Regions from separate parts of the Homo sapiens genome. Here all the other regions are linked to region 2. The links are chromatin loops, found by intact Hi-C in ENCODE. Cell type or tissue: heart right ventricle. All regions are shown on one strand.

What was found. Peaks named below come from ENCODE experiments on the same cell type or tissue, not always from the same donor. Only the 100,000 strongest peaks of a DNase experiment are listed, where the experiment ranks them.
Region 1: it touches region 2 in a loop (4-fold over the local background); 76 of 110 quality-filtered maps call a loop at or near these places.
Region 3: it touches region 2 in a loop (2.4-fold over the local background); 96 of 110 quality-filtered maps call a loop at or near these places.
Region 4: it touches region 2 in a loop (4-fold over the local background); 86 of 110 quality-filtered maps call a loop at or near these places.
Region 5: a loop joins it to region 2, with 3 times the contacts of the local background. A loop is called at or near these places in 37 of 110 quality-filtered maps.

Annotation. Positions count from the first base shown.
Region 1 is chr22:24,523,355-24,528,354 of GRCh38, reverse strand. UPB1 (beta-ureidopropionase 1) reads right to left here. Exons shown (of 10, transcript NM_016327.3): 9 at 4,582-4,736; 10 at 1-2,644. The coding sequence ends at 2,561. Among named protein-coding and RNA genes, the nearest start is that of GUCD1, 29 kb to the left of the region's middle. RefSeq lists an enhancer at 2,437-2,616. In heart right ventricle, a CTCF peak has its summit at 2,721 (motif pointing right); a DNase peak (open chromatin) is centred at 2,734; H3K27ac peaks cover 1,293 bases.
Region 2 is chr22:24,420,839-24,425,838 of GRCh38, reverse strand. All of the region lies in intron 18 of SPECC1L-ADORA2A (SPECC1L-ADORA2A readthrough (NMD candidate)), which reads right to left. It also overlaps a transcript of ADORA2A not described here. Among named protein-coding and RNA genes, the nearest start is that of ADORA2A, 4.3 kb to the left of the region's middle. RefSeq lists enhancers at 221-871, 872-1,523, 3,827-4,436 and silencers at 1,483-1,922, 1,933-2,252. In heart right ventricle, CTCF peaks have their summits at 1,997 (motif pointing left) and 4,273 (motif pointing left); a DNase peak (open chromatin) is centred at 1,939; H3K4me3 peaks cover 2,485 bases; H3K27ac peaks cover 3,404 bases.
Region 3 is chr22:24,515,214-24,520,213 of GRCh38, reverse strand. It overlaps UPB1 (beta-ureidopropionase 1), which reads right to left. Exons shown (of 10, transcript NM_016327.3): 6 at 4,844-5,000. Among named protein-coding and RNA genes, the nearest start is that of UPB1, 22 kb to the right of the region's middle. In heart right ventricle, no CTCF peak of the experiment used is centred here; no DNase peak of the experiment used is centred here; H3K27ac peaks cover 475 bases.
Region 4 is chr22:24,500,470-24,505,469 of GRCh38, reverse strand. It overlaps UPB1 (beta-ureidopropionase 1), which reads right to left. Exons shown (of 10, transcript NM_016327.3): 3 at 3,257-3,344. Among named protein-coding and RNA genes, the nearest start is that of UPB1, 7.6 kb to the right of the region's middle. RefSeq lists an enhancer at 1,814-2,083. In heart right ventricle, a CTCF peak has its summit at 2,164 (motif pointing right); a DNase peak (open chromatin) is centred at 2,149.
Region 5 is chr22:24,482,933-24,487,932 of GRCh38, reverse strand. The region is part of intron 1 of ADORA2A-AS1 (ADORA2A antisense RNA 1); the gene reads left to right. Among named protein-coding and RNA genes, the nearest start is that of ADORA2A-AS1, 9.6 kb to the left of the region's middle. In heart right ventricle, a CTCF peak has its summit at 2,105; no DNase peak of the experiment used is centred here.

The DNA.
Region 1 (5,000 bases), 100 kb before region 2:
GGGATGAGTTAAACCTTGAAATGACCTTGGCTGTACAGGGCCTGCATACTCTAAGATGGGCCTGACTGTTCTGTTTCCAGGCAATGAGAGTTGCAGATAATCAAAGAGTTGTGGTCCATTTATTCATGCCTGTTTCACAAATGTACCAATTTGTCACCTAAGCTGGCTTCTGTATTAGGTTGATTACACCCTCTAGAAACCAAAAACACTAAGGTGTTTTGTTTTGTTTTGTTTTTTGAGACGGAGTCTCACTCTGTCGCCAAGCTGGAGTGCAGTGGTGTGATCTCGGCTCACTGCAACCTCCGCCTCCCGGGTTCAAGTGATTCTCCTCCCTCAGCCTGCTGAGTACCTGGGACTACAGGCGTGCGCCACCATACCCAGCTAATTTTTGTATTTTTAGTAGAGATGGGGTTTCACCATGTTGGCCAGGATGGTTTCCATCTCTTGACCTTGTGATCTGCCCGCCTTGGCTGACACTAAATTTTGAAAGCTAAAGGAACAGGCAAAAAAGCTCACTGTGTCTGTAGGACTGGAATTTTTTTTTTTTTTTTTTAAAGGTGCAAGAAGGGCCATTAGGTAAAGTGAAAACCTGCAGCACAGAGAGTTCAAGGAAGTTACCGCAGAGCTGTGGCCAGGCAGCTCCATCAGGGTTTCTCATCCTTGGTGGCTGTCCAGGAGTACCCTAGCCCTGACATGGAGGTTTCCATATAGTTCAGCTGCTGGGCCAGTGAAGGGATGAAGCTGCCTTCTCTGGCTGCCTTCTCTGATTGGGAACAATAAGCGGGGAATTACAGAATCTCAACCCCACCTCCAACCCGATACTCTGGTTAACTGCTATTTGAGACTTGGCAGGTTGGGCTCTTGCCGTGTTGTTCAGGGACAGGGCTAAATAGGCGCTGCACTGATAACTGCCAAGGGGCTCCCTGGCCCATCTAGTCTGTCTCTTACCAGTGTCTTGACATAAAGCAGGAATATGGTCCCCACCCCTTTTTTTTTTTGGAGATAGGCTCTCACTCTGTTGTCCAGGCTGGAGCACAGTGGCGTGATCTCAGCTCACTGCAGCCTTTGCCTCCCAGATTCAAGCAATTCTCATACCTCAGCCTGCTGAGTAGCTGGGATTATAGGCATGCGCCACCATGCCCAGCTAATTTTTGTATTTTTAGTAGAGACGGGGTTTCGCCGTGTTGGCCAGGCTGGTCTTGAACTCCTGACCTCAAGTGATCCACCTGCCTTGGCTTCCCAAAGTGCTGGGATCACAGGCATAAGCCACCCCACCACACCTGGCCCAGTCCCATTTTACAGATGTAAAAACCAAGGTGTAGAGAAGTGAGTAATCTGATGTGTAAAATGGAGCTCAACCACATTAGCAGAACTAGCAGAATTAGTAGGTGATGGATAGAGATATAAAAGGATTTAGTGCAACAAATTACCTTCTATGATGATGGAATCTGGTCAGGCAAGTCTGATATCCACAGGACAAGCCATCAGAAAGGGCAGGCTGGAACTCTGGGCACAAACTGATGGCTGATGGCTAGTCTCGCACATAAATAACTATTGCTGCACCATGCCATGGACTACCAACTACCCTCTTTACCCTGACTCTATGGAAATAGAGTCATTGATGCCTTTAAGTTCAATCAAACTAGGGAAGAATTCTAAAAAAATCCAGAACCAATGCAGAAAACTCATCTTTAAGATTCTATTTTTCTAGAACCACTTTTGGCACCAAAATCTGTATCAGTCAGATTCAACTAGAGAAGCAGAACCAGTAGGGGATATATTGAGATTTATTGCAAGGAATTGACTTCAGTGATTGTAGGAGCTGGCTAGTCATGTCTAAACTCTGTGAGGCAGGCTATCAGAAGGGCAGACTGTCAGGAACTCTCGCCAAGCACTGGGCTGCTGTCCTCAGGCAGAATTTCTTCCTCAGGGAAACCCTTAGCTCTGTTCTTTAGGCCTTCTGACTAATCAGGTCAGGCTGACCCAGATTATCTGAGATAATCTCACTTACTTAGTCAATTGGGAATGGACTTCTGTCACATCTACAAAATACCTTCACAGAAATACCTAGATTAGTGTCTGATTGAATTACTGGTGACTGTGGCCTAGCTAAGCTGACACATCCAAAGACCATCCGACCCACCACAGCCTTGCTGTAGGCTCAGGGTCTCTGGATCAGCCCTCACCCTCTTCCCACTGGTGTACGGGATGGACAGCATCATCTGCCTAACCTCAAATCCACCTGCACAAGCAGTACCTGGGCATTTTTTTTTTTAGTTGAGGTAAAATTTACATAACAAACATTCTGAAGTATACAAATTCAGTGGCATTTAGTACATTCACCTCTACCTAGTCCCCAAACATTTCCAATACCCCAGAAGTAAGCAGCCCCTTACCCATTAAGAAGTCACTCCCCATGCCACTCTCCCCCTGCCTGGGAATTTTAAAACCAACCTGGACAATGTTATTGGGGAGAACCTGGACATGTTAAGCCTGCCACACTTGCTAATCCACTGGGGCAGAGGTGTCTTCCTCACCCCAAGGCAGGCACTGAAGCCGGCTACTCTTTCACGATGGTGGGGCTGTAGTTGGACTTGACAGCTTCGGCGAGCTCCCGTGCGTACATCTCATACCTGCCCGTCATCTGAAAGCAAAACACAGATGTACTTTAGAGGTTCTGGTTTTATAAATCCCCATCACTTACACGCCACCACCTCTTGCCACTGGAGGGCAGTCATGGGGCAGGAACGCATCAGGAAGGCTCGTTGACAGTGACCTCTTGGCACTGATTCTAGTACTGTGGCAAAGTTCACAGATGCTACAATGACTCATACAGCCCAGCATTGGCTGCTGTGACCCCTTCGACCTGTCTATCCAGAAAGTGTGGTCTGCTGAGGCAGGATGGAGAAGGGGAGTCCCGTGGTCCTGTTGCTCCCCAGAAGAGCATCCTACAGCCCAGAGAGGAGTGACCTGCTCCAGGTCACTAGCCAGTTGTAGAAAAGGCTGGGATTTGAACCAGGGGCTCCTGGATGGGCCTGGAGTTCTGTCTACTCCATGTGGCATCTCATCGTGGATACAGAGGCTGGTGGAGTTGGAAAGCCCACCCACAGTGCTCACACCCAGCACACCCTCCCTCCCTCCCTCCTTTCCCAAGGTGGATTACTCCCAAAAGCCTTGACAGGAGCTCAGGCCCATTACCAAAGTTGGGAAGGCTTCTGCTTCTAAGAAGTGTCTAATGAGAAAACATTTGGTTTACTGCTCCTGGGATACTTATTAAAAAGAGTTGGCCAGCATTCTTGGCTCCCTTCTGATTTGGGTGGAATCCTACATTCATCCTAGTTGCCCAGGAAGAGGAGAGAGAGGTCAGGAGACTCTCTCATGCCCAATACCTTGTTTGTCTGACAAGGATCCGAGACTGAGGAACCCATGCTCAGAAAACAGGATCAAGGCCAAAAGCCCATGTCTGGGTGGATTAGAGGCCCTGGTGGTCTTTTAGTCACACCGGGCAAAGTCAGTTATAACAATGGACATTTGCATATACAATTTGCTTATAAAAGGTTGCTGAGGCAGGGCACAGTGGCTTATGTCTATAATCCTGGTATTTTGGGAGCCCGAGGTGCGAGGATTGCTTGAAGCCAGGAGTTCAAGACCAGCCTGGGCAACATAGTGAGACTCGGTCTCTATAAAAAATTTTAAAAATTAGCTGGGTGTGGTGGTGGTGCACGCCTATAGTCCCAGTTACTCGGGAGGCTGAGGTGGGAGGATGGCTTGAGCCCAGGAGGTCAAGGCTGCCATGATCTATGGCTGTGCCATTGGTCCAGCCTAGATGACAGAGCCAAGACCTTGTCTCCATGCCCCCTACTCCACCAAAAAAGAAAAAGGGGTGCTGAGTTGGTGGAAATACTTTCGGACACTAATACAGCAAACTCTGAAGCTGTGAGCCTTTCTAGGGTGGAGTCCCATCCCAGGAGGGCAGACATCTCCATTCCTCTGACTCCTGACATCACAGGGCATTAGGTGTCAAAGCCAGCATGGGACCTTCGAGTTAAGCCCCGTATTTTACAACTGGGAGTACTAAGGCTTGGGAGCACAAGGGGCTTAATTAAGGTGACCAAGGAAGGAAGGCTGTGGCAGAGCCAGGCCTAGATTCCATTTCTCTGCATGACCCATTTCCTGCTATCGTCAAGGCCTAGACTGCAGGGACTGGCCACAAGCAGAACCAGACATGCATATTTATCTTGTGATAAGTGCAAATGCCTGGAAAGGAAAAAGGATTAGAGGAGCCAATCCATTCTATTCTCTGGACAAATGAAATTGAGATTAATTTGTCTGAAGGCACCCAGAATCTAAATCAGATGAGAGGAGAATTTATTGCAGCCTGCTGCTTGTACATTGTTTGACCCAACTGTTCCTCCCGGGAGCCAGCAAGGAGGCAGAGATTCAGCCCTCAGCTCACACAGAGCCCTCAGGTGGGAGCTGGTACCTCATGCTGCCATGGGCAACCCCGCAACAGCAGTTCCTGAGAGCAGGATGAGGGCCAAAGCAGAGGAGCAGGCAACAACAGGGGTCCTGGGGACCTACCTTGAAGTTCCAGACATCATTCACCTGCTGGCAGAGGTTTAGGTCGAGCTTAGCAACTAGCAGTCCATCCCGGCTACGGGACAGCCCAGGAGTCCGGCTGCTGTCAGGGGCTGCCACATAGCTCGAGCCATAAAAGTAGCCAAAGTCCTGGTGAGCTTTAAAGGAACAAAGAAACACATCTGTGAGCTTGTGTAGATGCACTGTGGGCTCCACAGAGGGTCAGGCACCTTGAGGCAGGCCCAGGACACGGAGTCCATGCCATCCTCCCCAGTGTCTGCCAAATGCTGAGGCCCAAAAGGCCTGTCTCTCATCTCAGGCCTGAAGGCCCAGCAAATTGCTGCAAATGGCCCCCTTATGCTGCTTCCCTTTGCCCCTGGGGAAATGTCTAAATGTCACCCTTCTGAGAGGTGTCACTTCTA
Region 2 (5,000 bases):
CGGGACAGCAACCTGCTCAGCGAGTGGGTCGAGGAGGCAAGACCAGAACCCAGACGAGAGCACTGAAATCTCCAGCACATCGCGTTGCCCATGAGGCAGTCATTGCCATTGATTGCCCTCCTCCATCGCGACGCAGGGCATATTTGGGGATCTGTAATTCACAGACTGATATGGGAAGAAGCCCAGCACAGCTCTCAGACCAGCCAGGTCAGCCTTGGCCTAAGGCCCGCCTCTGGCCAGAGGTGACTGGGCTGCCCCTGGCTTCCTGAGGCAAGGAGCAGGAAAGCTCACAGCTCAGCCAGCTCAGCACTGGGGAAACAGGGGACACGGATGGAGGGGTAGTGGCTGGGATTTGCCTGAGAAACTCTAGGACTAGGGAGAGGCTGGGAGACCCCAAAAAGCAAGCGCAGAACAAGGAGGGACTGACACCGTGGCCGTGGACCAGCCTGTGAGGCGCCCCTGCCATGGATCTGCCGGGATGTTGGGCGGGGGGGGGGGGGGTGCTGCCCACAGGGCCCGGCCTTCCCAGCCCCACCCAAGGCCTCCAGGAACGGCCAAAGCAGGGCCAGTGAGGAAGCCCCGACCCCGCAACAGCTTCCCAGGCCCGCGGTGCTCCACAGAACCCTCCACCATGGTCCCCAGGGCTGGGGCACCCTGGGGCAGCCCTGGCGCGTCATGGAGTATCGGCAGGGTGCCCCGCCGGGGAACCCAGGGGGAGCCGGCAGCAGAGGCAGGGTGGAGGCGGCCTGAGCACCTGGCAATAGGGGAGAAGGCCCTGTGTGTGGCAGAGCCCAAGAGAGGAGGTGCTTCAGGATGGCGACGGAGGGCTGGCTTGACCTGCGGCTCACCCTCCAACAAGGGCCACAAACACCTGCGCGTCTTTGCAGGGCCCCGACTCCCCCAGCCTAGGACCCAGCCCTGGGTCTCCCTCTTCCTCCCATGGTACAGTCGGGGCAACTAAAGTCTGAGTGCGGGACACAGGGACCTCAGCTCTGCCGGCCCGCGGCCTCCTCCTCAAGCCCTTGGGCCGCCTTGCGCCAAATCCCTCGAGAGCCGCCACCATTCCCGCCATTCCTACCTCCGCTCCGGGCAGCCAGACAGACGGCCGGGGCCAGTCCGAGGCGCGCACCCACCCCCATCCGTCCCCCGTCGTCTCCTGGGTCCCCCAAACCCAGTTCCCGCCACCACTGTCCACGGAAGACGCCAGCGCTCGGCCCAGCGTTCCTGATTCCCCCTTTCTCGGCGCGTCCCGGGCGCTCGGGTATCTCTGCCCGCGCCTCACCTTCCCGGGGAACCGGTCTCCGCCCGGCTCCTCCACCTGGGGAATCTCCCTCGCCCCGGGGCCCGGCCCGCCACCCCTCAGGAAGCGCCTCTGCGCCCCCGGTCCATCCCTGCTGGAGGAGCTCGCGAAGGTTCATGCGAGCGCGCGGGGCCGGTCTGCGGCGCATGGACGGACGGACGGACTGACGGACGGACGCTCCCCGCCCGCTACCTGCGGCTCCGCACCCCGCGCCGCGCCGGCCGCCGCACTTGCCTTCCCTCCCCGCCTACCCCTGCGCGCCTTCCGGTGCAGTTTGGGACAGCTCGGAGGGTCCCGCACGCGGCGCCGCAACTGCGCCTGGGACGTGACTGTGCCTGGGCCCTTCACAGGCAGTGCCGGCAGCCGCCGCGGGGCAGGACTCGGACCCCGCGCCGGGGAACTGGTCTCGGGGCGGCGGGAAAGGAACCCTGAGGGGAGCAGAACCCCAGCCTCCCAGTCCTCCCGGCCCCGCACCCCCGACGGCCCCACGCCGCCCGGCCACCAGCCCCGGACCCCCGGCACCCCGCACCCCGGACCCGGCACCCAGGACCCCGCACGCCAGACCTAGCACCCCGGCTGACCTGCCGCTCGCACGCCGGCTCCCGCTGTCTCGGCGGCCGCTGGGTCTCCGGCTCCGGCCGCGCCGCTCACGGGCGCCCCCTGCAGGCAGCTTTGAGACCCGCGCTGCCCCCGCCCCGCCCCGCTGCGCGGAGAAACCGAGGCCGGAGGGGGACCCGAGGCATCGGCCCGCGAGGCCCGCAGGCGATCCTGGAAGGACGATCCCGCAGGTGTCCCTGTCAGGACGAGGCCGCGACGGGCCTGGACCGCGCCACATCCCCCGCCTGCGGCCCCCCAGCGCGCTCCTCCCGGGCTCGCATCCGTCCCGCCGCTTCCTCAGCGCCACACTCACCTCCCTTCCAGGAGTCCTCGGGCCTGGGAGTCCCCTTCCCCGCCCCTTGGAGCGCTCCGGGCCCCACCCCCACACTCCCTCTTTTCTTTTTTTGAGACGGACTCTTGGTCTTTCGCCCAGGCTGGAGTGCAGTGGCGCGATCTCGGCTCACTGCAACCTCCACCTCCCGGGTTCAAGCGATTCTCCTGCCTCAGCCTCCCGAGTAGCTGGGATTACAGGCGCCCGCCACCACGCCCGGCTAACTTTTGTATTTTTTAGTAGAGACGGTGTTTCACCATGTTGGTCAGGCTGGTCTCGAACTCCTGACCTCGTGATCCGCCCGCCTCGGCCTCCCAAAGTGCTGGGATTACAGGCGTGAACCACCGGGCCCAGCCTCCCTCTTTTTTAAGAAGCCCCCATTGCCGGCCGGGCGCGGTGGCTCACGCCTGTAATCCCAGCACTTTGGGAGGCGGAGGTGGGCGGACCACGAGGTCAGGAGATTGAGACCATCCTGGCTAACAAGGTAAAACCCTGTCTCTACTAAAAAAGTACAAAATTTAGCCGGGCGTGGTGGCATGCGCCTGTAGTCCCAGCTACTCGGGAGGCTGAGGCAGGAGAATCGCTTGAACCCGGGAGGCGGAGGTTGCAGTGAGCTGAGATCACGCCACTGCACTGCAGCCTGGGGGACAGAGCTAGACTCTGTCTCAAACAAACAAATAAATAAAAAAGAAGTCCTCACTGCTGCCTCTGCCACTATGGTCCTGTGGAACTCTGCTGTTCCTTATCAGAGTTGGGCTGGATCCATGCCCCTGTGTCACCCGTTCCCCAGTGTCCAGCTGTGCCCAATGCCTGCTCCTCAGATCTTTCCATGGCTCCCCAGGTCCTGAGGGATAAAGGCCAGCCTCCTGAACACGGCGTTCAAGGCCCTGCCTGACCCTTAGCTCCCCCACCTTTAGCCCTGCCCTTCCTTAGCCTGGCCCAGGTGCTGGTCTTGGCAACAGCTGTTATCTCAGTTCAAAGATGTGTCCCCAATTTCCAATGCCCCCTCTGCCTCTCCCCATCCCAGACTCTGGGCCAGAGACCCTCTTGTTCTTCCAGCTCCTGGTGCCCAGTGTGGCCTTGATCCTCCCCTACTTCCCTGAACAAGGAGGCAGGGAGTCCTGTCTGCACCACAGACTAACTGGGAATTTTAGAGCCTGAGGCTGGGAATTCCCCCCCCATCCCCCCGCCCCACTCGCCTATTTTCTGGAGACTTCCAACTGGGAACAACTTCATGTCCAGCCCTCCAAGCTGTCCAAGGGGACCCGCCTTCTACCCTTGCATCTGGAGGGATGTGGACTAATCCCAACTGTTCACGACAGGACAGGCTATGTCAGACAGCCGGGGCATTGGTGGCCAAAGGCTTTTGGGAATCCTTGCATTCTAGAACCTCTGGGGACCAGTGGGGTCCTGGCTAGAGGCCCAGGGTGGAGGGGCTTGCCCAGGGCCAGGCTGGACCCTAAGGCTGAAGGCAGAATGGGGGCATGACCTCTATCACAGCAGCTACCACTCACTGCAGGGAGGAGAGGGTGGGTGGGAAATGGGCACACAGGCACCTGGCCAGTGTGTTAGGAGAAGCATGGGGCCCATGGCAGTGACCATTGCTTACCCAGATGCAGCCTTGAGCATCTGGCAGCCTCCCTGGCTTATTCCTGGGATCGAAGCCTGGGCCCCCGTTCCCATTCAACTAGCCCGGCTCTCCTGGTCCTTGTGTTCCCTAATGTCCAAGGTGGAGGAGGAAACCCTGGGATGTGTGGGGACCTAGACAGCTTGAGTTAAACTCCGAAGGGCGAGACCCACATGAGACTCTTGGGGCGCTGTCCCCAGGTCTTTCCAAGGAGACCTGGCCCTGGTGCCCCCCTCTCTGTCATCCTGGCCTTTGCTGACCCTCTATTCAAAGGAGCTCGCCTTCTCCCATGGCCCTGGCTTTCCTCAGTGGAGGAGCTCCCCCTCCAGGTGGGGACACCGCCCTGGGACCAGCGGCAGGGGCTTCCCTGCAGACCTTCCAGGACCCATATCCTCACCTGTAAAATGAGTATCTTGTGTCTGCCCTGCCCCCTCCTGGAGGTTAAGTCAAACCACAAGGTAGGGGTGAGGGATGCTGACGGCCATGGGGCCCTCCCTTGGCCCCATCCTTGGCCCCCCCATCCTTGCTTCTGGGGCTCTCCACGAGGTAAAACCTCTCCTCTAGTGGGGACAAACCCCTCCCGCCCACACCTGCTGGACCCAGATTCATTCAAGCCCTTACTCAGCAAACATGCACGGAGCGTCCTGAGTCTTCCTGAGGGGCTCAGGGGGCTCACGAGGCAGAAACCAGCCCTCAGCCGATTCTGAGGGTCTGTCTCGTCCCCCAGTGTGGACCCCAATGACTCCTCTGCCATTCCCATCCTGGGGCCCGCAACCTTCCTGCGTGGACCTTCCCATGCATGGTCTAGCCATGTGCACCCCAGTCCCACAGCAGGAGGGTTGCAGCCGCAACGTCCTCACGCAGGGAGTGATGGCTTTGTTCCAAAGCTGGTCCTCAGGGTCACAGTGCCAAAGCCCTTAACATTCACCTCTAGGGCTCAAGGGGCAGTTCCTCCATTCCTCAGCAGTGGCGCCGGTGGAACTGTGTCCTGAGGCCAGGGGGTGGTCAGGCAGGGCCTGGAGTGGCTCCAGCCCCAGAGCCAGCTCCACAGTCCCCACAGCCACCCATGAGGAGCCAGTGCCAAGGAGGCTGTGATGGGCCGGCTCAGGCCAGGCCCCCACCCTTCCCCTACTGGGCTCCTCCCT
Region 3 (5,000 bases), 94 kb before region 2:
GGTCACACCCCAAACCTGCAACCAGGCCAGCCTGTCCTCAGCACCTTGCCCTGGCCTGAACAGCCTTTGGGAAGGGCCTGCTGCAGGCATAAGCCACGTGGCTGTGCTCTGTCAGAAGAATTAGCAGCCCTGGATCAAATCCTCATCCTGAGCCTCAGTTTCCTTTTCTGAAATGTCCTCAAAAGAAGACTATGAAGACTGAATGACCATGCAGGTGAAGATCCAAGTGGTAGGAGTTCCATAACCACCACTTCCCACCTCCATCCCTTCTCCTGGAACCCACCTGCTGGGCTGGGCAGAACCTCTCCTGGTGAATGCCAGAAGGGAGCCGGGGGCCTGGTGGGCTTGTGCAGGGCCTGTGAGGGCTGAGCACAGGCTGTACCTGCCCTACCCTAACTCTCCTACTCTGCTATGCTGCCTTGCAAGGCAATCTCCAAAGCGGGTGATTTCAGGGCCAGTAAACAAGAAAGGAACTTAGGTAATAGGATAAGGGGTCAGATTCGGCAGCAGGGTCACCTCCTCCAAGCTGGGCCATTTCCCAGTGACTTCCCATTTCCCTCTTCTGAACCTTGAGTCTCTAAGTAAAGGCTCCCTGGTTCTCTTACTGGCCAGTGGGCTAGTGGCCCAGGAGGGAGGCACCCCATGTGCTTGGCTGAGCTGTGGGCCTTCCTCACTTCAGCACCTGCAAAGGGAGAATGCGATGGGAGACACGGCCCCAACCAGAGACCCTGTCCTTCTCTGGCCCGCCAACTAAGATATGACATGGAATCTAGTGGGCCTTCTTGTCACTAATTATCTTTTGTCTGAGGAACATCTTTAAGACTGTGGATTGACAGGAGTAATGCCCACTTAGAAACACTGTGTGACTAGGATCAAAATGCCCCGGAATCTTCCTTCGTGTCAGCAGGCACCTGGTTTAAACCAGGGAGTAGGTGGAGGGGGTGGGTGCTTGTCATAAGCCTAATTCTCAGGAGGATTCATGAGTCTGAAAAAATAAAAAATCACAGGCTTGATTGAGGGGACTCATTTTGCTGCTTTTTTCCCCCAGCTGCTAAGCCAAGCTGACAAAACTTTTCAGAAATGATTTTTACAGAAACACACCAGTAAATGACATTTTCAGGAATTAAATAGACACTTGCAGGGCGATTGCCATAAACATCTTAGTTGCAATTCTCCAGGGAGGTGTTCTGCATAGGACCCAAACCCACAGCTGGAAATAAAATTTATGCTCTCAAAACCACCAGGGGAAAGGAAGCTGGGGTTAGTGAGAGCCCAGTGTGTGCAGGAATCATGACGTCTGATGGGGAGTGGGGACGTTTGCCATATTCCCAGCGCGGTGCACACACACCCCTAAAAATAATCGCAGTGGAAAGGCAAGATGCAGCAAGAGGATAGGATGGTGACTTGCCAATGAATGTACACAGGTGGTAGAAATCTTTGGTCACCCAAGCTGTAAGGGACACATCCTTGGATTATGAGGATAACCTAATCAAAAGCATTCAGACACTACTATGTACTTAGAACTGTGGGACTCAAAAATGAATGAGGACACCCTGCTGACCCATGTGTGTGCATGCACATGTGTATGTCTGTCTCTAATACAGGCGGCAGAAGGTGCCAGAAAAGGGGATGGATGGTTCTGGATGCTGTGATCCAATGCTGGTGGGGATTTGCCCAGCATTATGCTGAAAAACACTATCAATTCCATCATTCATCATTTTAAGAAAACAAGCCAGGATCCTACCATCTTAATAAACCACCTGTTGCCTTTTATCCACACTCCATGACTATCCTCATCCATAGGCAAACTTTTTTTTCCTTTTTTTTCCAAGAGTTCTGACCACAGCCTGAACACGTCTTTTTCTTGCTCACAGGCTTTCATCACTTTGCATTACCTTCATCATGACTCTTTATAGTGGCTGTACAATAACCTGTGGAAGAGGTGGGCTGTAATGTGCTTAGCTCAGACACTTCCCCCGCTGTCAGCTTTTCCCTTATTGTAAGTAAGCTGTTGTGAGCACCTTCACATGCATTGCCTTTCCCTGTTTTTTTTTTCTGTCTTGTTCTGTCACCCAGGCTGGAGCGCAGTGGTGCAATATCAGCTCACTGCAACCTCCACCTGCTAGGTTCAAGCGATTCTCCTGCCTCAGCCTCCCAAGTAGCTGGGACTACAGGTGCCTGCCACCATGCCCGGCTAATTTTTGTATTTTTAGTAGAGATGAGGTTTCACCATGTTGGCCAGGATGGTCTCAAACTCCTGACCTCAAGTGATCCGCCAGCCTTGGCCTCCCAAAGGGCTGGGATTACAAATGTGAGCTACTGTGCCTGGCCTTCCCTCCTCTTTTAGATTGTTTCTTCAGGCTACAGTTCTAGGAGCATCATTATCAGGCCAAAGGGCATGAGCATTTTAGGAGCTCATGAAACATACTGCTTTCCAAAAGACCTGTTAGTTTTTACTGCCAGCCTCACCACACCCTGGAAAGCCAAGGGTTGGATGATTCTTGGCTGAGGAAAGAAAAATCAATCATTTTTAATAAGCCTAATAGGCTGCTGAGGACATAGCAATTATATGCATATTACACTGGGGTGCTTCTGTTTGCCTAACTGGAGCCAATAAAAGCCTGAGATAGGAGGGTCAGGGAGGGCCTCTGCACACACAAGGCGAGGAGCCATCTGAGTCCACAGCCACAACTTTGTCTGCCCTGGCCCAGAAGCCAGATGCCCTAGTGCTTCGGGTTCCTCTAGGGACCCCAGTGGGAAGATGGAGCTTGCCAAGTGTCTTACCCAGAGCCAGCAGAGGGGGCTGCTTTAGGGGGTGGCCCCAAAGTTCTGCCCAGGCCTGGTAGCTGGATGACCAGTAAAAACCCTACTGACAACCACCAATGAATGCTATCACTGGTGATCTGACCACCATGAGACTCCAGTATGTTCTCTGAGGGGAGATGGAGGCCTGATATTCCCCTTCTACCCAACAGTACCCCTCCTGGACATGGACCAGACCTCCAGGTACATGGGCAGGGTGGTAGACCTGAGGTAACAGAGGAGGGGTTGCATTCTGGCTCCAGAAGGAACCTGCTATGTAAATAAATGTTGAATGGGGAGGGGATATTACTCTTGAGAAAGGGGCACTGTATGAAAAGAAAAGGTAAATGTCACACCCTGACGTTTAGAAGAAATTCAACTGAAATTTGGCCGGGGGCAGTGGCTCACGCTTGTAATCCCAGCACTTTGGGAGGCCAAGGTGGGTGGATCACAAGGTCAGGAGATCGAGACCATCCTGGCTAAGACGGTGAAACCCCATCTCTACGAAAAATACAAAAAATTAGCCAGGTATGGTGGCGGGCGCCTGCAGTCCCAGCTACTTGGGAGGCTGAGGCAGGAGAATGGCGTGAACCCAGGAGGCGGAGCTTGCAGTGAGCCAAGATTGCGCCACTGCGCTCCAGCCTGGGTGACAGAGCAAGACTCCGTCTCAAAGAAAAAAAAAAAAGAAGAAATTCAACTGAAATTTAGTCAAGAATGAGGACAAGAGAGACAAGTGCAGGCTGACAGAGACTAAAGCTGCACACCCACCAGAACTCCCCCTGCTCCCCACCCATGGCAGGACAGGGCACACCCCTGTCCTGCTGGGGACACTGGCAGCCAAGACCACAGAAAGTGAAAGCCAGCACCTCCTGCTGCAGGAATCCTGCTTGGAAAGAAGTGAGTTGGGGAGAAAAGTATTTGCACATAAATTCCTAGAGTTCTGTTACTTGTAGTGATGCAAAACTGGAAACCACCCAAATGCTCAGCCTTTGTGGAAGAGAGAGGCAGCAGCAGCAGAGTCATGCAGTCAGATCAGCTCGCTGGATGCCCCTCCTAAATGAGGGGCCCCAGGGGTGGGGTACTGCCCAGTTCTCGGGCTTCCGGGGCCACCCTCCCCTCATCCCCCAGCCCTGCCTTGACAAGGGCAGTTCTATCTGTTTAGGGGTGAGGCTAACACCGAAACACTTGTTATGTGTTATAAAAATAAAACCCTTCTCTGGTTAAAGACAAGTTTCCTCGACTGATCTCCAACTCCCTCATTTGCAGCTTCTCTTGTCCAGATGTCTGTCCTGCCTGTGCAGGATGCTGCAGATGTGAGGACTAGGAATCCACAGTTCCCCATCCAAGAGCCAATGCTGGCTAGGCACCTACTATGCTCCAAGGACTTAGATGTGGGGGTTCTTTTTTGTTTTTTCGTTTTGTTTTGTTTTATTTTTTGAGATGGAGTCTCGCTCTATCACCAGGCTGGAGTGCAGTGGTGCCATCTTGGCTCACTGCAACCTCCGCCTCCCAAGTTCAAGTGATTCTCCTGCCTCAGCCTCCCGAGTAGCTGGGACTACAGGCACACACCACCACGCCTGGCTGATTTTTGTATTTTTAGTAGAGACAGGGTTTCACCACGTTGGCTAGGCTGGTCTCAAACTCCTGACCTCAAGTGATCCACCTGCTTCGGCCTCCCAAAGTGCTGGGATTACAGGTGTGAGCCACCGAGCTCAGCCCAATGTGGGGCTTTTTGAAGCCCCCTGCTGACTACAGGGAAAGGGGGGAATTATTTTCATCTCAGTGTTCAGAATCACAGCAGAGGTTGGTGTTTTACTGTAGAGCAGCTCTTGCTGCGGGTGGGGGATTGCTCATTGCCATCTTGAGGATTCTTTTCACTGAAAAGCTGGTCACATGTACAACATGCAATCCTGGGGGCTCAGCTCTGTTAACATCCTGGTGGCTGCGCCTGCCTGCTGCCACCTTGGAGCTCCACAGCCCAGCCTTGGGCTTTAGCTGGCTGGGCCCCAGGAAGCCCCCCAGACCCCACCAACTGAGTGACCTGAGTGCTCCTATCGTGGCCGAGGGGTTGAAGATGATCTCAGCCCCGTTGATGCTGTACATAAGCCAGTTGAGGGGGTGGTGCCGCCCGTAGCAAATGTTCACCGCGATCCTTCCGAACTGCGTCTGGAACACGGGGTGGCCCAGGTTTCCCTCCA
Region 4 (5,000 bases), 80 kb before region 2:
CTGGGGACTCTGACCAGCCTGAAAAGAATGACCCAGAGATACTAACACTGGGATTACCTGGGAATTACCACTAAATCAGATCACCCTATAATGGAGCTCAGTGGGTGAGCCCCTACTACAAACTCAGAGCTCACAGATTTTTAATCCCCAATTCTTAAAATATGAGCAATCAAACAAAGCGTCCAACTTGGAATAAGGACTCTTGGAATAAGAGAGAAAACAAAATTTACTTAATATTAGTATCCTTAGAGGTAAGAGAAGATATCGCAACCATGATGCAAGAACAGGATGTAATACAACAGGGACTTTCAGACCAAAAGAACACTAGTAAATTCAAAATTTGACAGCAGAAATGAAAGGTTGAATAGGAGGGCTGACTGACAAATCAGATCAAATCCACCAGAAAATTGAGCAAAAAGACAAAGTGGTGACTGGGCCCTGTGGCTCACGCCTATAGTTGCAGCATTTTGGGAGTCCAAGGTGGGAGAATTGCTTGGGCCCAGGAATTTGAGACCTGCCTGGGCAACACAGATCTCATCTTTACAAAAAAAAAAAAAAAAAAAAATTCAAGAAAATTAGCCAGGTGTGGTGGTATGCATCTATGGTCCCAGCTACTCAGGAGGCTGGGGCGGGAGGATTGCTTGATCCTGGGAGGTCAAGGCTGCAGTGAGCTGTGATTGTGCCACTGCACTACAGCCTCAGTGACAGAGTAAGACCACGTATCAAAAAAAAAAAAAAAAAAAAAAGGAGGAAATACATAACAAAATTAGGGAACTAGTCCAGGGTTCCAACATCCTAATAGTAGGACTGTCTAGAAAGAGAAAAAAAGAGGGGAAAATAATGAATGAAATAATGCAAGAACATTTCCTAGAGCTTCAGAACCCAAGTTTCTAGACTAAAAGAACCCACTGAGTGCCTAGAGTGGATTAAAATAGATATACACAATGGAATATCATTATGAAATTGTAGAGTACTGGTGAAAAAGAGAAACTCCTACAGTCTTCCAGAGAAAAACAAGTCATAGACAATGGGTCACAAATTAAAATGGCTGTGGACTACTCAACAATGCCCAAAAAACTAGAAGACAATGGAACAATGTGTTCAAACTTCTGAAGGAAAATGATTTCTAACCTAAAATTTGATGCTCAACCAAACTATCAAGAAAATTGTAGAAGGAACATATTTTCAGATGGGCAAGGCCTCAAAAAGTTTACCTCTGATGTGTTCTTCCTCAGGGAACTACTTGTTCTGAGAGTCCCTAGCTAAATGGGGGCTCCAGTACCAGAGCGGTTGGCAACCCAGCACTAACAGGAAATGAAGGGAGCTGGATGTGGTCTCTACAGTGTGCCTTTCACAGGATACATCTTGTACATGGTGGACAGCCTAATGCCTGTCTGTCCAACCCGTGACCAGGGGGTCCCTCATACGTGAAACTTGTTTATACTGGCACATGCTGTGTGGCAGCTCTTGCCTGACCTGTCCCTGCCTGACTACCACTCTGGCCCTAGGAGCCCAACTTTGTGTTTCCACCGGTATCCCAAGGAAAACCCAGCCTGGGGCAGCCCCTGGTTCTTCTCATGGAAGGTGCAAATTCAACACACAATCGCAATAGGAAACAAGTTTAAAGATTTTTTTACTTACAGATCCTGGGCAAGGAGAGTGCCATGAGTCAGGAGGGCAGTCCTCTGTCCCCAGGTCAGATGAGGGAGAAATGAAGAGTCAGAGAGAGTATGGGGCAACTAGCAGTACACATAATGACTAAGATGTGGTCACCTTAAGTTAATGGCCAAATGCCTGGATGGTCCATTTAAAGGAAGCAGCAGGAAAGTGGGCAGCCCAGTCTGCTGGTGGGAGAGAGGCCTCTTAAGTTCTTACCTCTGGCCACTTGGCTTGAGCCATCTCGGTGTGGTGTAGATCTGGAAACTGTGTCCAGCGTGACCGAGCCCTGCCGCTGGTATGAGAGAGTTAAACTTGTATTCAACATGGATGCCGAGGCAACATAAATCTATAAGGATCCACTACACCACTCCACTAAAATAAGGGTATAAACCAAGAAAGAGGAAGCTGTGGGAACAGAGAAACACAAGAGCAAGGCAAAGGGATTCCCCAGGGTGATGATGAGGGGGGATCCCAGGACAATAACTGTGTGGCCAGCAGAGGGGGCACCTGATTCAGACCACAGCAGTCACAAGGCTCTGGGGCAGATTCCTTGGAGGAGATGAAACTGATAGACTGTTTGATGCGTCTAAAACACATTAAGGGAGATTTAGGAATTGATAGAAAGTTTGGGGTTGAATGCGTGGCAAGTAGAAAACAAAGCAAACTCTAGGGAAAACAGAAAATAATTCAGGAAAAGAAATCAAAGTTCAGCCTAGCAATATAGTGAGATCTCCATCTCTACAAACTTTTTTTTTTCAATTAGCTGGGCGTGATGGTGTGCACCTGTGGTCCCAGCTACTTGGGAGGCTGAGGTGGGAGGATTGCTTGGGCCTGGGATCAAGGCTGCAGTGAGCTGTGATTGTACTCTAAGCCTGGGTGACAGAGTAAGTCCTTGTCTTAAAAAAAAAGAAAAGGAATCAAAGTTGACAAAATGGGCTGGGGGGATAGAACAAGGACACATGTATGTCGAAGGGCCAGGAGGAGGCAAGAAAGGGCTAACACTGACATCTTCCATAGGGGGAAGTCAATAGGTGATGCAAAACTAAAAAATTAGGAAGTAGCAACACTAACAAAGGTAAATTCCAAAGGAACTAGCTCAGTGTTGATGCTGGGGATAATAGCTATTTTTTGGTAACAGACCTTGTACACCCATCTGACTCTAAACCATGAGCATGTAAAACTCTGATAAAAATAAAAACCACAAAGGTACATACTACCAGGATGTTTAGATGGGGGGGCTGGCTCTGGGCTGAGATCTGAAGGTAAAGAAGTCCTGGTCAGGAGGGCACAGGAGACCAGCTGGAGGGAATTACAAAAGCCAGAGGTGAGCTGCCAGGGGCTTGGACCAGGTGGTGGTAGAGAGATGGAGAGGAGCGAATGGATTCAGAACGATGTGGGAAAACTGAAGGAATCAGACAACAGCTCGGTGCGTAACAGCAGGGAGGCCGGGGTTCCTGGTGATGTGGACGGAGAACTTTCCATGGATGAGGAAACAAAGGAGATTCTTTAAAAGTCAGGCAGCAGACACTCTTGGCAACATGGAGAGAATACACAATTGTTTGAAGGCAGCAGAGAAAGCACCATAAAAAAGACTCACTCCATGCTTCCTGGAAACAGATGATGTTGACTCCACACATTGCAGCCACCTCTACGATAGCCTTTATGCGTCTATGAAGGGCAGAGACCTGAGAATTTAAAAAGGATTAGAATCCATTTAGTTCTATTGGTAAGGCAATTTTTAGGATCTCATCCTAATGCATATGGAAAAATCAATGCCCACCTGGGCAGGTATGAGGAGTAGGGTGGGGAGGTTCTATATTTGGTTATCTCCTGATGTCCAAAATCTGCATGAAAAGCTGGAGGTGCAGAGGCTCTGGGGTCAGACACTTGGACACTGCCTCAGTTTCCTCACCTGGTAATGGGGAGGCTGCCACCTGACCTGTGGGGTTGCTGAGAGGCAGGGATGAGGATGGTGCTGCTTCCGGTCCAGGGCCCACGTTCACACCCATCTCCCAGGTCAGCCACCCCCTTGGCCCGGGACTCCGCTCCCCACTCTCCTGCCTTCAGAGGCAAGCCTGGTTCCACACTTATCCTACTTATCCTGTGTGCATCTTATCATGGAATGCCTCGCCTCTCTGGCTCTTTTAAATCCCCGTGCTTTGGTGTGTGCTGTGCCCTGGGCCAGGAATGTACTTCCCTCCTCCCACCTAATCTTCCTGGAGGTGTTATCTATGTCACATGTCACCCCTCTGTGGGCCTCTGCAGGCTCTCACAGCTATGGGCCAAGTGTCAAGGTAACTCAGCATCCCCTGGCCTTCGGGAGCCATTGTGTGCCACTGCTTTGTGTGCCACTCTTCCTCTGCTGTCTGTCACTCCCAGGACCCCACAGGCTCCTTGGGGATAGGAAGAAAGCATCCTCATTGTCTGCTTGTCCTTGGCACAATGCCTGGCTCCCAGGAGACATTCAAAAGCGTTTGTTCAAAGACAGACCAAAGGAACCAGGCTGAAAACCCAGAGCGCACAAACTCTCCACAAGGCCTATAGTCTCCTCCTTTGAGAGGCTGTGCACCCCATGGCTTTGTGGATATTTGCTGACAGCATCAGCCCCGCAAACACACATTTGCTTGGTGTTAGCAAAACGCAAAGCATACTTCTAGGCCCTGTGCACGTGAAAAAAACATAGCTGGTCCTATGACTTGACAGTCTGGGATGATAGAGGGGACATATCCACAAAAAACAAATCCTGATACAAAAAGTGAGAGAACTGAGAACCAGACATCTGTGAATCCAACAAAAGCAAAGGAAGGACCAATGTGAATGATGATGCAGAACCAAACCTGGAATCCAAGAGGCCTTAGGTTTCTCCAGAATCCCTAAGAATCCTCAAACACGCCGTATCCTGAGGAAACCTGTGCAGGAAAATCCCTGAAAGTTTGAGCAGCTGGAGGAATGCTGTGGAGAAGTGTATAAAGCAAACCACCTGCGCCTGTGACAACATGTTTCTTTAGGGAGATACAAGATGCTGTCACCTTTATTTACTAACTCTGAGGTCATAAGCGAATGCCTATCTATTCCCGTAATCCTGTAGGCACCACAACTGACAGACTTCTGGGTATAGCGAGTCCCCGCCCTGAGGATTAAGGCAGAAGAACACACGGACAGACGGTCCCAACCAGCGTGTGCTGGCTGGCCGCCTCCTGGCAGGCAGCTGAGAGGCAGCGTCCCGTGGAGAGCACGAGCAGGCCAAAAGGGCACCCTCCCGGTTGGTAAATGGAGCTTCAGATCAATAGCTGGAGAGAAGTGGAAAGATCAGTGAGGAGGAGGGAGAGACAGAATAAGAA
Region 5 (5,000 bases), 62 kb before region 2:
CTAGAACACAAGTGGTCTAAATCCTCAAGTGGCTCTAACAATGGTAGATATTGGGGGAGCTGCTTCATATAGCACAAATCTGTTTACTGGGAAGTCGCTGGTTCAGCATCTCATGGTTCATCCCTCTCTGATTAGCTTCCTGGCCCATATTCCCTTGGATTAGGAGTTTGGTGGGATCCTTAGCCATAACATTCTTGAGTTGCAGAGAATGTGTATCTCAGATCCCATTTTCAGAAATGTCCTTGCTGTAGATAACAGACAGTTACCTACTTGTATCTTGAGAAATAGTAGTGTAAGAGAAAGAAGATTGGTCTGAATACTGGTTAGAATATAAATATGTTCTAATCCTGGTTTTACTATTAGGTAACTGAAACTTTAGGTGCATTATTTGATACCTCTTCCTAATCTTCAAAGATATTAGACTAATTCTCATAGATTCTATGATTTTATGATTAACGGAGTATGAGATCCTTTTTAAAATCCAGATGGCAAGGGCAAGCAGAGCAGATGTTGCCTGACACTTACAGGAGAACGCCCTGGATAAGAGTGCCTTAATCACACGGACTGGGTCTCACTTGTGTGGGAATACCATGGGTCCCATAAGGACTGAACTGGACTAGAAATGAGAACACCCTGGATATGAGTGCCTTAATCACATGGGGTGGGTCTCACTTGTGTTGGAATACCATGGGTACAATAAGGACTGAACTGAACTAGAAATGAGGATAATGATACCTTCCCCACTTTCTTGAAGGAATGGAATAAGCTAAGTTGAAATATCTTTGAAAATCTATATAGCATTATCTCTATAGATGCTATTTTTAATCAAGGAGAAGGTGTTTAGATATAATTCTTCCATGGCAAATTATAAATATACCATCTTTAATGTACTGGATACTTATCTTTGCGTTGTTTTTTTCAGTGGTGATAATGGCTTTGCATTGAATCATTTATAGTCTTTCCACCAGTTCTTCTCGGGATAAATAGCATACATTTGAAAGATCGGTAATTTTGAGAAGGCTGCATGAGACCATGAAACAAAGCAAAGCTGACTAGCCTAAGCTGAACTCCAGTCCATGACTCATCACTAGTTTGTCTAATCATTTAGGATAGCAAACTAAGCATAGGCTTATGTATGACAGGAATGCAAAATCCCAGGTTGAATTTTTGGGCCCCAAATTTCATGAAGTATCAATGTGATAAATCTTTCTCTTTACCACTTCCTCCCCGCTAAAACAATTGCAGAAGTATGCATTGGGCCTAGCAGCAGTACGTGTGGCTGAATTAGGGGTATTGAGTTGACTAGAAGCTCAATGTGAGTCAACAGTGTGTGTGGCTGCCAAAAAAAGCTGATATAATCTTAGGTTGCATTATGAGAAGTATAGTGTGCAGAACACAAGGAAGATGACTATCTCATTCTGTTCTGTGCTGACCAGAGCACACCTGAAATTAATCTAGCTCTGGGATAGCTACACGACATATAGATCATCTTGAATATGCAGAAAAGAGAGATCTAACAGCAACAACAACAACAAAATGTTAAAGGCACTTGGAACATATATTTAGCAAAACAAGGCAAACAAACTCAGGAAGGATATTGTCACTTCATTCAGATTTCTGAAGGGGCCACATATAAGAGGTTTTTATTTGTTCCACATGTCCCTAAGGAGAGGAGCTGGAGTCAATGGATAGAAACTAAGGGAGGAGGCCAGGCGTGCTAGCTCACGCCTGTAATCCCAGCACTTTGGGAGGCCGAGGCGGGTAGATCATGAGGTCAGGAGTTCAAGACCAACCTGGCCAACATGGTGAAACCCCGTCACTACTAAAAATACAAAAATTAGCTGGGCATGTTGGCATGTGCCTGTAATCCCAGCTACTTGGGAGGCTGAGGCGGGAGAATTGCTTGAGCCAGGACCCGGGAGGCAGAGGTAGCAGTGAGTAGCAGTGGGCTGAGATCGTGCCACTGCACTCCAGCCTGGGCTACAGAGCAAGACTCTGTCTCAAGAAACTTAGGGAGGATATTTCAGGCCAATACAGTTATTTTCATTGGGTGATATAAAAAAAAATGAAATAGGCAGTCTCTGCAAGTGATGAGTTCTCATTCAGGGTGTTCAGGTACGGTCCAGATGACCACTTGGTGGGAGTGTTGTAGAAGATAGTCAGTCATCAGATGGGTAGTTGAATTACAGTCTGTGATTTCTGTATATTGCTGTAATATGAACCAAGAAAACCTTAGGGATGTCAAATCCAAAGAACCATAAATAAGCCAAAGAACGATACAAGACAGCCTGGTATTTGATGAAGTAAAAGTCAGTAACTGTGAGTTTACTGAAGAGCCAGATGATGGGAAGATTTTATTATTAACTTTTTTAAAAGTATGTTTGGTTGGATTTGGTTTAAAGGAAACACTTTATTGCAAGAGTATTTGGACCCTAGTTTCTGGAACCTAATGGTGAAAAGAGTTCTGGTCCCAGAATCTGGGGATGAAACAACTACCTCATGGTTGCAAAGAGCAATTTCAAATTGGAAGTGGTTGTATCTGGAGAATCGTAAGGGGACAAAAATCGATGGGGGTTAAGAGGTCAAATAGGTACACAGCCCGGGGCGAAACAAGTGTGTAGAAAGAATTATGTATTTGTTAAGTTAGGCCAAACAGACTTATGTTCTATACTTCACCATCTGCAGATAATTGGCATCTTAAAATACTTTATACTGAAGCTAAGTAGATTGTGTACTCTGAGAAGCTATAAGGTATACTAATGATTCATTGTGGAGGGCTTACAGTATTGTAATAACTTACCAGGTTCTCTGCCCCAGCAACAAACTCAACCACTGGCAAGTTCAGCCCCACCTTAAACACTAGACTAGTTCTGCCCTCACTCCTAGAATCTGAGTCCTACTTCAGATCTCAACCTTGCTTGCTGCTAGCCCTGCCTGAATTAATGTCCCAAATCTAATAACTAGTTTAGGGCATTAAACCTTTTTGTGGCTGGGCATGGTGATTCACACCTGTAATTCCAGCACTTTGGGAGGCCAAAGTGGGAGGATCTCTTGAGCCCAGGAGTTTGAGACCAGCCTGGGCAACATAATGAGACCCCATCTTTAAAAAAAAAAATCAGCTGGACATCATGACATGTGCCTATAGTCCCAGCTACCTGGGGGGCTAAGGTGGGAGGATAACTTGAGCTCAGGAGGTAGAGGCTGCAGTGAGCCGTGATTGTGCCACTGCACTCCAGCCTGGGTGACAGAGTGAGAACCTGTCTCAAAAAAACAAAACAAAACAAAAAAAACCCTTTTGTGCTCTAATCTTGAATCTCTTGTTTCCTTAAACTCAAGTCTCTTTCTGATATCTCAGTGCACAGCCCCCTTTTAAACTTAGCATTGCCAAAGACTTGAATCTGGAATCTGAATTTTGTGTCCTGCTACCTCTTTTCTGTGAGTTGTTTTTTGGTTTGTTTGTTTTGAAATGGGTTCTTGCTGTGTTACCCAAGCTGGTCTCAAACGCTGGGACTCTAGCTGTTCTCCCACCTCAGCCTCCCGAGTAGCTGGGACTACAGGAGCACACCACTGTGACTGGCATATCCTGCTACATCTTGCCAGACTAACATAGACTATTTCCTAGACTGCCATTGCCAAATCCCAGAGCCCCAGAGCCCCACCTTTGTGCCTGTGTGAGTGCAACAGTTACAGCCTTCAGTTCTAAGAATCAGGAATTCCTTCATCATCCGAATCCTCTCTTACAGTCTCATGTTTCTCTCTGATCCCAGTGAGTTGGTCTGACCACACATTCTGCACCTAGGGAGCCAAACTGATACTGGCCTGTGTTGGAGCAACACACTGACGACCCTTTTCTATACTCAGCCTCTGCAGTCACTAGCCAAAAAGAGCTTCTTGCCGGACTTCCAGGCCATGCATCTGGGCAGCACAGCCCCACTATGTACTTGTCCTGTCCAGACTCTGGAAAGAGTTAGTTTCAGTAGTCCATGGCAAGCTGCACAGTTTGTCTTACAGATGGCTTACAACCATTCAACATTTATTCTCTTAATTGCTTAGATGTGTTTTGTTTTGTTTTTGTTTTTGTTTTTGTTTTGAGACGGAGTCTCACTCTTGTCGCCTAGGCGGGAGTGCAGTGGCGCGATCTCGGCTCACTGCAACCTCCGCCTCCCGGGTTCCAGCAATTCTCCTGCCTCAGCCTCCCAAGTAGCTGGGATTACAGGCATGTGCCACCACACCCAGTAATTTCCATTTTTTTAGTAGAGACAGGGTTTCACTATGTTTGCCAGGCTGGTCTTGAGCTCCTGATCTCAAATGATTTGCCCGCCTTGGTCTCCCAAAGTGCGTAAACCACTGTGCCCAGCCCATTGCCTAGTTTTGTAAACAAATATTAAACGAACCAGACATTGGGGTCAAACATGAATAAGTCATATGGTGCTTCTTCTCATAATTATGATAATAATACCTTCCATTTCTTGAGCACCTGCTATGTGCCGGGCACTGTGCCAGGCCTGTAAGTGACAGATTTTATAGGGGCTGGAAAGTGCATTGTGAGGGGTAGGAGGAAAAGCTGGATAGTTTGTGTTACATACATAAGGCTCCAAACACAGCACATGGTTAGTGCTTAATAAACAGTAGCTATGTTTACAATATTAGGTGATAACATTACCAAAAGTACCATGCAAGTCCAGAGGTGGGATAAACAGTAGCTATGTTTACAATAGTAAGTGATAACATTACCAAAAGTATCGTGCAGGTCCAGAGGTGGGATAAACAGTAGCTGTGTTTACAATAGTAGGTGATAACATTACCAAAAGTACCGTGCAGGTCCAGAGAGGTAGGAGAAAAAAAATATCTGAGAGGTATGGAGAAAAAAAATATCTGAGTTAGGAGAAAAAAAATACCTGAGCCAGAGGGATGTGTGGAAGGCACAGGAAGGTCAATCAAAAAGAAGGAAAAGCAAGACCACAAGCAGAAAAAGATAGCCATTGCAGAGTAGCTAGTCT